Linked DNA regions of Homo sapiens: region 1 is linked to region 2. The links are chromatin loops, found by intact Hi-C in ENCODE. Cell type or tissue: CD14-positive monocyte. All regions are shown on one strand. Links, peaks and the distances in the headings refer to the core of each region. The heading gives the core; the rest is flanking DNA.

Region 1 (5,379 bases), core at 301-5,300, 280 kb after region 2:
TTTAGACCTTATAGGGTAACTTCCTGACATTGCCATGGCATCTGTAAACTGTCATGGTGCTGGTGGGAGTGTCTTTTAGCATACTAAAACATTATAATTAGTGTATAATGAGCAGTGAGGACGACCAGAGGTCACTTTCATCGCCTTCTTGGTTTTGGTAGGTTCTGGCTGGCTTCTTTACTGCATCCTGTTTTATCAGCAAGGTCTTTGTGACCTATATCTTGTGCCAACCTCCCATCTCATCCAGTGACTAAGAATGCCTAACCTCCTGGGAATGCAGCCCAGTGGGTCTCAGCCTTATTTTTCCCAGCCCCTATTCAAGATGGAGTTGCTCTGGTTCAAATGCCTTTAACAATTCTTCTTTGAATTTTGACCTCTTTCTTGAACATTACCTTCTCTCATTCCCTTTTCAGTGCCTGGGTCCTGTGTATTCTACCTGTACCTCAGAGCTTACCTCAGTCCCTTCTTTCTGCTGCCTCTCACTTCTGGATGTCATGACCTTGTGCATGGACTATTGCAGTAGCCTCATAGTTATACTCTGCCTTTGACCTTTGTCTCTTCCTATTTATCTTTGGCATTGCTGGACAATAAACTTTTTGAGGGGTATCGCCTATTCCCTCTAATGTGAAATGTCCCCCATTTCCTACTAAAGAAAGCCCCTACTCCTTTGTTTGCTGCTCTTCATGAACTCTACACTTTGGTCTAACTGGTCCTCTTCCTCCCCACCGAATGGCCTCTTCCCCCCCCAACGTTTTGCCTGTTTACTTGCCATCCTTCCATGTAGCCCTTCTTGATTCTGACATGATCAAAGAATAAATGCTATGGCCCTTGTTCTCCTGTGAGAGGCAAACCTTTCATTGTGTACATTGCCTTACTGGAATGAGTTTGTAGGGGTCAGGGTCCATGCATACCTCCTATTAGTTTCCTCTTACCCCATCTAGCATTTGTTCTTTGTATAGAGCAGGCATCTAATAAATGTGTGAATGCAAGACTGTCCCTCTGGAGAGAGTCTCAAGGCACATGAGAGAGCATGTGCCTTGGTTAATGGCACATGCTGGTTCAGTGCCCTCTCCTTGTCCCCAGGGATGACCTTGTCTTCTCTCTTACTGCCCATGCCACTCCAGTTTCATCGGGTTTAGGAACTGCTGATTGGACCCCAAGGTGATAATTGTCTTTTCTGTTTGACTTTGCTTCTCTGTCATGAATGATGATGTGACAAGGTGTGATTGGCATAGCTTAGCAGTGGTGGACGATGGCTTTATTGCAGAATCATTCATCTCCTTCCCCTTTCCCTCCTTTCTTATTGTCTGACTCACTGTTTTCTTTTGGAGTTGCCAGAGAATGGTTAATTCCATTAACAACTTAGCAGCTTTCCAGGACTGTGGCCTGGCTGATTCTCCAGGATCTGCTCACAGCTCTACCAGGAGTGGGATTTTTGGAACGATACCAATAGTTCCCACATTCACGTGGTGAATTCTCTTGGTTCCAAAAATGCCAATTGTAGGACCACAGGGTAAGTAGACTTTGGCTTATGGAGATGTTACAAGTTGGGTAGGAACCTGGCTGATGTTGAAAGGACTCACATTTACATTTTCTCTGGCCTTCTGTAACATTTTCCTTCCCTTTGGATGTGGTGATTTATAGAGAGGTTGTAACTGCCTGGATTATTTTTCATACTACACAACAGGGAGCACTGTGAAGTTGCTTTCCTCCTAAAAGTAGATTAAATATAAACACTCTGCAGTAATTGGATTTGAAGTGCATCCCTTCTTGTTATTTGTTTGAATACCTTCTTGTCAGTGCCCAGGAGGATATCTCTGGAGCCTTCCAGGTTTTCCACATTGTGTGGATAAACTGCATCTTTGTTACCTACAAAAAGAATCCCATCAGCCAGAAGCCTTTGGATCTCTTTGGTTAAGGAACTGCTTTCTTATTGAGAGTCTTAGAGTCTTAGTTTTAGAACAGTTAGGAGACAGAGTTTCTTGATGCCCTGACTGTGTGATTGAACCACGTGTCTGGGTTCTCTTGTGTCTTCTTAGGCCTTTGACCTGGACGTGCAGGAAGACAGGCACAAAGGCTGGCCTTGGGGACTGAGGCCTGCTGCGTTCAGGTTTTCTGTGGATGGTGTTCTCAGCCTAGCTTCTCACACGGGGGTGATACTTTGTTTTTTTCTTTGTTTGTTTTGACAGAGTCCCGCTCTGTCACCCAGGCTGGAGTGCAATGGCGTATTTTGGCTCACTGCAACCTCTGCCTCCTAGGTTCAAGCAATTCTCCTGCCTCACACTCCCTAGTAGCCAGGATTACAGGCATGTGCCACCATACCTAGCTAATTTTTTGTATTTTTAGTAGAAGCGGGGCCTCACCATGTTGGCCAGGTTGGTCTCGAACTCCTGACCTCAGGTGATCCTCCCAACTCGGCCTCCCAAAGTGCTGGGATTACAGGCGTGAGCCACTATGCCCTGCCAAGGGGTGGTACTTTGGTTCAAAGTTGAGGGTAGACCTTTTATTTAAGCCATTTTTTTTTCAGGACTTTAAAGGCCATGGCTTCTCAGGACTCACAGATGAGATCTTAAGTCCAAGATTTACCCTAATTAGACCCCTGTTTCCCCTTCTCATTTTGCCCAGGTTTCATGGGAAAGGAAGTGTACTCTGTCTACAGCTTACTGGTGTGGAAAGGATAATAGGAGCCTTTGGGGTTTTTCTGGTGGATTGAATTAACAAATATAGGTGATGCTTGACTTAAGATGGCTTGCTCTAATAACCTCTGCCACTTGCTACATTTCTGTGGTTAATTACAGATGTCAATAACAGCCCACACTGGTGCTTCCTGCCGTCTCGTGACTGGGCCAGGAGTTCTGCTGCTGTTGCACCAATCCCACTGCAGCCCTGGCTGACGAGGCCTGGATTCTGTCAACAGCTCTGTCATGGGTTGAATTGTGTCCCTCCAAAATTCTCATGTTGAAGTCCTAACTCCCAGTATCTCAGAATGTGACTTCCTTTGGAAATAAGATTGTTGCAGATGTAATTAATGAGTTAAGATGAGGTCATGCTGGAGTATGGTGGGACCTAATGCAACATGACTAGCGTCCTTATGAAAAGGGGAAATGTGGACACAGATACGCACGCAAAGAGAATGCCACGTGAAAATGGAGGCAGTGATCAGCGTGATGCAGCAGAAGCCAAGGAATGCCAAAGTTTGCCAGCAAACCACCAGCAGCTAGAGAGAGGGCTGGGGCCAGTTTCCTCTGCAGCCTGTAGAAGGAACCAATGGTGCTCACACCTTGATTTTAGACTTCTAGCCTCTAGAACTCAGACAATAAAGTTCTCCTGGTTAAGCCACCTAGTTTGTGTTACTTTGTTTTGGCAGCCCTTGCCAACTAATACAAGCTTGGCCTGAGATTAAGGAATCACTAAAGAAAAGGAAATTGCCCTGGAAACAGCCATTTCTCCAACAGGTGCCATCCGAAGAATTTCAGTGTCATATATGTATCTTGACTCAACTGTAAAACATCTTAGAATTGATGACCCAAACTTTGAACACTGTTTTGTGGTCCTTAGAGCCTTGCTTGCTCTTCATTCCAGACTTTGTTGGGCTCTTCTTTCAAAAAGTCTTAAGTCCATGCACAAAAATCTTCCCTGGGAGGAACATATACTATAAGGCATTTATACTAAAATGTTGGCTTTTATATTTAATAAATATTTGAAGAAGCAACTGGTTCTTCACATGACTATTTGTTAATTAAATATTCCAATTTTGCTTTATGTTTATAAGAAATATTGATAATAACAGCTAACATTCATTGAGCATGGACTCTGTGCCAGGCACTCTTCCAGGTATTTTTTTTTTTTTTGAGACGGAGTCTCGCTCTGTCGCCCAGGCTGGAGTGCAGTGGCGCGATCTAGACTCACTGCAAGCTCCGCCTCCCGGGTTCACGCCATCCTCCTGCTTCAGCCTCCCTAGTAGCTGGGACTACAGGTGCCCGCCACCGCGCCCGGCTAATTTTTTGTATTTTTAGTAGAGACGGGGTTTCACTGTGTTAGCCAGGATGGTCTCTATCTCTTGACCTCGTAATCTGCCCGCCTCGGCCTCCCAAAGTGCTGGATTACAGGCGTGAGCCACCCCACTCGGCCATTCCAGGTATTTTTAATGTATTAACTCATTTGATTCTCACAACAACCCTCTAAGAGGAAATGGAGGAACAGAGAGATTAAATAACTTGCCTAAAGGTTTTACTAGATGGTTCTATTTGCAGCCATCACTTGAGAATCTATTAGGTCCAGAGTGTGAGGTAGCCAGACTCTGTGCCTGTAGTCCCATAGTCCCAGCTACTCAGGAGGCTGAGGTGGGAGGATCACTTGAGCCCAGGAGTTTGAATCTGGCTTGGACAACACAGTGAGACCCTGTCTCTAAAAAAGAAAAAAGAGGACGAGGTTGCCATCTCTTTCTGTCCCTGTTTCCAGGTGGGGTTGAAATGTGATGGTTAGATTTAATAAAGATCTCTACATGTGACATAGTTATAAGAGAATGAAATGTCTGCAGGCAGAGCTCACAGTTTAGGGGCCTCTCAAGTTCTATATGAAGAATACCCAGGCATCCATGAAGTGTCCTGTCCCTGAAGTGTCTGTGGAGTAGTTGGCAGGTCACTGGTGCTGGGTCTGGAGCTGGGCATTGGACTCTGCTGCTTACCAGCTCTTTGATTCTGGACAAGTCATTGCCTTTGGTGAGCCTCATGTTCCTTAGCTAGAAATGGAAATACTACTCTAAGTTTACATGCTAAGCTTAGTACCTGGCACATTGTGGATACTTTCACATTATAGATAATTTGAATGAACATTTGTGTCTGAATCCGGTAAAAGTTGCCACCCAGACTCTCTGGCCACCCAGACTCTCTTATTTCTTTAGCAAGAGTCTCGAGTCTTTATCACATGCCTTTGTACTTTTTTTTTTTTTTTTTTACTAGAAATTTCAGAGAGGTCTTCTAAAATGCAATGGTCAAGAAACTTACGTTTCTGGGTACTTTATCTTCCAAACAAACATTGAGGATTGTGCCTTGCCTGGAACTTAGTTAATGGGGAGGGGTTTTTCACCTGTGATTTTTCACATGGGTGACCATAGAGCAGGCATATAGGCCACCTGGCTATCCTACATAATGATCTCTGGACATTCATTCCATGACCTCTGCCTTGTAGGATCTTAGTGCACACATGCTTTTGTGGATGTTGCTTCAGACACCATGGCTGGGCAGTGAGTCTGTGGTTTTTGCTAGAGGCTGCTGCCCTTCCCTGATGCAGCCGTCTCTTGGCAGCGTGATCTGTTTATGTTCTTCATTTCAAGGTTTTTCATTGTTCCTTAGTTCTGCTGCTGGCAGCAGTTGAGAA
Region 2 (5,379 bases), core at 315-5,314:
GGTACTGTTTTGGGGAAACTGCTTTTCTCTGAGTCTATATTGGTCTGCACAAATAAACTAAAATGCTTTTTAAGTTGTTTTATGATCTATATAGAAGAGATATTGACAAACTTCTCCTGCTTAGAAAATAAAAGGGACACTTGGAATTAACAAAGGGGGTTGGTAGATTTACCATTGAGGTTGATGAACTTAATATATCATCTGGTAAAACAAGCGTCAGGAAATATCCATCATTCAAATGTTTTGGCTGACAGCAAAATGCTCAAGGACTAATCCCACAGCTGAAATGTAGGGGAAAATTTCCCCTACATTTGGCTCCTTCTGGCTCCTACTTGGTCTACACTTTTGGAAGGACTGCTGAGATTGTATCCTTGGAGTCAGGGCGAGAGTGCCCCCTCCTTTTCCCCACTTGGAAACCAGAGTTTGTGGAAAGTGAAGAAGTGATGTGCTGGAGCCAGAGGCTCAGTGCTGGGCTGGGGCTGGCTGGCCTGACCCAAGCCACCTGGTTACTCAGAGCCCAGCACTGGGTGGAATCCCTGGGGTCTACAGGCATTCACCCATCCCCAGAAGCCCAGATGAGTCTCTGAACAGTTGGCTGTGAGTGAGATGACCTCAGAAATGGAAGAGGTCAGTGCCTTAGCCAGACAGGCACTGACATGAATGTCATAGGCATGCTCCAGGGCCTTCTGAGAAATGGAAATACCATCTGGATGGAATGACCTTTATGCAACAAAAAGTTTAATTAAAAGAAGTCTCCTCAACAGGCATTGAATATTAGTGCTCGTCAAGATTCAAAAGAGATTTCCCTTAGAATAATTCCTCACCACATATATTGAGGTTCTGGAGTGATTCATCCTACCCTCATACATAAATGTTTGTGCTAACCAGGCTGATGCAATGTGACTTGTGTACATAAGCATTTTTAAAATGGAAAAGCAATTCTGGGACAACAAGGGATTCTGGAAGTGTCAGGAAAAGGGTAAGTTGAAGAAAGGACTTTTAATTCAACAGGTCTTGGGTAGCAGAAGAGATATAAGCCTTTTAAAGAGAGAGAAGCTAATTGGTTTCTGATAATAGGTGCCTGTTGGAAAGAAAATATTGACCTCTTGGGATGGTTTGGGTTTGGCAAAGGTGCATGGTCATGGTATCTCAGTGGGATTTGACTCCTCATTTGGATACAAGTTTATTCTATGTGCCTCTGGTGGTTCTTTTCTTTTTAAAATTTTTCCTTTTTATTTTTTTGTTAACTTTTATGTTAAGGGTACATGTGCAGGTTGGTTATATAGGTAAATTGCATGTCACAGGGGCTTGGCATACAGATTATTTTATCACCCAGGTAATAACCATTGTACCCAATAGGTAGATTTTTGATCCTCACCCTCCTCCCACCCTCATTTCTGTTCAGTTCAAATTAACATATTGTTGATCTCCTTCTATATGTGGGGTTTGTAGAGAATAGAAAAAGAAGTTATACTCTCACAATTATAATTAACATTGACTGAGAACTTATTATGTGCCCAAGCTGTTATAAGAATTTTATAATTATTAACTAGTTTAATTTTTTGTGAGATGCGCACTTTTACTACCCTCATTTTATGGAGAAGAAAACTAAGGCAGATAGAAGCTAACTTACTTAGGCCTTGTGGCTGATAGATGGTGGAGCTGGGCAGTTGGCACTACCATTCAGTCTGCCTTATACCAATAACGAAGTTGTTTTTGCAACTGAAAACTGACCTGAGCATGTATGATTGGGTTTACTCACTAAAAAGGGAGGTCTAGGAGATAAAGGGGACAGTTAGACCTTTGGAGTACCAGGATCACCTTGAGATGACAAAGCCAACCTGGCTCATGATAATTCATTTCAGCACATTATTGACGCAAACTAGAGAGCAGAGAGGCAGGCAAACCTTGCTAACCAAACAAATATGCTGCCACCCCCAGGACATCATAAGTCACCTGGGGACAGGATGTGCTCCTGAATCCCTTCAGAGACTGGATGTCCTCAAAACAGCCCAGTTAGAAGGATTGATGGGTCGAGCTAGTCACACAAATGAAAATATCCATGTGGACCTCAACCGGCTGCTGTTGCTTCCTAAGTCCCTTAGTAATTCATAAACCCAAATCCAATGAATGCTAAAATGACTTGCAGCTGAAGTCTCGATCACACTGTGCTGAAACAACTTGGATGCATAAGTAAATAAATCCTCTTTCAAAGCTCATTAAAGTTTCTAGAAAACATTCACTGCATCAGCTAAACCACTGCAGCCAGTAAGCTTCAGGGAGTTCAGTATATTGAGGAACATTAAATCTTTCAAGTCATTAGAAGGCAATTTAACAGGCAATCTCCTGACTGGTGGGCAGTCGCCATAGATACAAACATGGAAAATTTTTTGCCTGTAGTTAGACCTCAGTAAATACTAAATGAGTAAATGATCAGTAGTCACAGTGCCTGGTGAGTCCACAAACATCTATTTAAGTCATTATTAAAGATTTTGCATTTATAATGAAAATAATAGAAAGCAATATTATTATAATTCTAGGAGGGAAATAAAAAATTAAAAAATGCAATTGAGTAAAGAATTATGCATCATGAATCCTGGTACTGAGATGAGAAGGTTTGGTTATAGAAAGAGTTGAAAGTGGAGGAGGAAGAAGAAGACTGATGGAGATGACTGTGGAACTATGGACACTTGAAGTTGGATATTTCAGAAATGAATGGCACTGAATTTTTGAACATACATTTTACCATGAGATATTTTAAGTATAGAAAGTATAAACAATAACACAATGAGCATCCCTATACCCACCACCTAGTTTCATCAAATGTTAACATTTTCATGGTATTATTTTTTATTAGGTATTTTAAAGTACATTTCCAAAATATATGACTTAAAAATATCTTAATTACAGATTGGTTAAATAAATCAAAGCATAGCCATATATTGGAATATTCTGCAGTTATTTAAAAATCGTGCATTAAAAGAATTTTCACTTATGTTGGAAATTTTTAATTAGCATACAAAATCACATGTGTAACAGAATTTCAGGTTCATTAAAATATAGATATATGTATATCAAGAAAGTAACTATGTATGGTAACAGTGGCTACTCATCTTTGGGAGGCTGGATTATGGGTAATGTTTGTTATCATCTTTATACTTTTCTGTATTTTCGATAATTTCTTCCAAATTATTTCATAATTTTGAAAAATGTTTAGTATTTTTTTTCCAAAGCAGATTTTTTTTTTTTTTTGAGATGGAGTCTTGCTCTCTTACCCAGACTAGAGTGCAGTGGCACAGTCTTGGCTCACTGCAACCTGTCTCCTGGGTTGAAGATACTCTCATGCCTCAGCCTCCCAAGTAGCTGGGATTACAGGGGTGTGGCACTACGCCTGGCTAATTTTTTTGTATTTTTAGTAGAGATGGGGTTTTGCTATGTTGGTCAGGCTGGCCTCGAACTTCTGGCCTCAAGTGATCCGCCCACCTGGGCCTCCCGAAGTGCTGGGATTACAGGTGTGAGCTGCTGCACCTGGCCAAAATATATATATATATTTGTATGTCATTAACACGATTCTTTTGCACAGTGGCTGTAAAGAGGGTATTTTGTCTTCCAAGTGAAAGATTAAAAGGAGGGCAAGGGGGATGGAAAGAAAAGAGATTTCACTGTTAACTCAGTGCTGGCCTAGGAACCCTTCCACCAGTTCCTCTTTGGAATGGCCCACTCCTTTGCGGGGGCTATTTCCACACCTTCTACCTACATCAAACAAGTCGTGGACACCGCTCTCCCCTCCCAGTGGGGTGACGCTTCACCTCCTCCCTGCCAGCACCCAGCGGTGCCCCCGGCCCAGGCACTGGGCGGCTGGCGTTGGCTGAGCAGCCCCGCTACTCACCGCATAGACAGGAAAGAGCTCCTGCGCGTTCAGGTCCCACTCGTTGACGTGGGTGCCAATTTGGACCCCGGGAAAGCCCAGCTCTTTCACACAGCGCTCCATCTCCTTGACCGCCAGCTCAGGGGCCTGCATGGGCAACGTCCCCAGACCCACGAACCTCCTGGGGTAGCTCACAACGGTGCTGGCAAGGTCGTTGTTTAAAAGCTGGCACAGGTTTAAAGTGTCCTCAGGTTTGGCCTGGTGGAGACAGGAAAGGGAAAACCGCATTGTTGAAAACCTACTTCTTTTAGACATTCACTCTGAACAGTGCCTCCTCATGGCTATAATATTTGTCATTTTCAGTGGCTTTACCACATCAGAAAACAGAGGCACAGATTGGGAAAGGTGCTGGCCACAGACAACCGAGAAGCCAATCTTTGTAAAGCAAAGAAAACTGCAGGTATATTGCTGATTCATTGGAAAAATTGAGGCCAGAATCAGAAGGGAAGAACACAATTACTGGCATGGTATCCCAACACTAGAGATGGAATGAGCATGGGCCACTGCCAACTGCAGAAAGATCTTAATGCCCCCCTACCTCCCAGGAGGTCGGGCCTGGCCAAGGGCCCCAGGCCACCATCAAGGCACCTCCTTGTCATGCCCCATTGAGGGCCGCCAGGCTGGCTCACTGACTTGTCCTGCCCCTGCCTGTCCTCCTCTCTGTCCTTCTTGTTGGCTGTGACATTCAGGGCTGTCCTTGGCAAAATGCTGAGGCAGTTGAAGTTTACTGTTGGTTTTCCTAATGCTCCCTTCTTCACTGTTTACTTTCCTCTGTCACCCCACTGCCCACTGCCAGGAATCTGGTCCTCTCCTGCAGCCTCAGTTGTCTAATCAGAGTGGTAGCCAATCTGATAAATTCAGGCATTTTGAGGTCTCAGGGCACTTTTAAGTAGTGAATGCAATCGCAGGAACAGGCAAAGACTGAGTCACTCACTAATACTGGATTTATGAACACAGATCACGGAAGTATGTATGAACAGGTGATATTTCCACTGCTCCTTAAATCACGAGAGTGAGTATCTGCTTGGATGAGCAGGGACTAGCACATTCCCGGCTACGTACAAAAATTTTCCTCCACAGGCTGGAAATCATGCCTGAAACTTTTAGTGCTTGAGATTTATTCACTTGGGAAAGGGCATCCCACTTCAGGATTACCCTTCTGAATTGTGTTTTTCCCTTGGAGAGGTGATATATTAGGTCATGATTATTATTCCTACCTCAAAATCATTCTCGTCTCAGAAGATATTAGCTTGTCAGTTCCCCGGCAAGGCATTGCAGGAATGAGTCACCAGACAGGTAAGTTCTGGTGGAGATTAAGGCTGGTCTAGTACCACTGTACAGTGAAACTATAATGCAAGTCACATAGCAACATGTGACTACTGGCTACCGTACTGGAGCAAAGACATGGCTAAGAAGACAGGCCTGAGAGGGGACCCTGCTGATCGCTAAAG

Evidence for each region. Hi-C counts contacts between places; a loop is a spot of excess contacts. Peaks named below come from ENCODE experiments on the same cell type or tissue, not always from the same donor. Only the 100,000 strongest peaks of a DNase experiment are listed, where the experiment ranks them.
Region 1: it touches region 2 in a loop (2.3-fold over the local background); 1 of 110 quality-filtered maps calls a loop at or near these places.

Annotation. Positions count from the first base shown.
Region 1 is chr2:134,584,214-134,589,592 of GRCh38, reverse strand. The region is part of intron 2 of TMEM163 (transmembrane protein 163); the gene reads left to right. Among named protein-coding and RNA genes, the nearest start is that of TMEM163, 130 kb to the left of the region's middle. In CD14-positive monocyte, for the core only: no CTCF peak of the experiment used is centred there; a DNase peak (open chromatin) is centred at 3,012.
Region 2 is chr2:134,862,142-134,867,520 of GRCh38, reverse strand. ACMSD (aminocarboxymuconate semialdehyde decarboxylase) reads right to left here. Exons shown (of 10, transcript NM_138326.3): 5 at 3,890-4,126. It overlaps CCNT2-AS1 (CCNT2 antisense RNA 1), which reads left to right. Exons shown (of 5, transcript NR_036549.1): 5 at 1-888. Among named protein-coding and RNA genes, the nearest start is that of MIR5590, 7.0 kb to the right of the region's middle. In CD14-positive monocyte, for the core only: no CTCF peak of the experiment used is centred there; no DNase peak of the experiment used is centred there.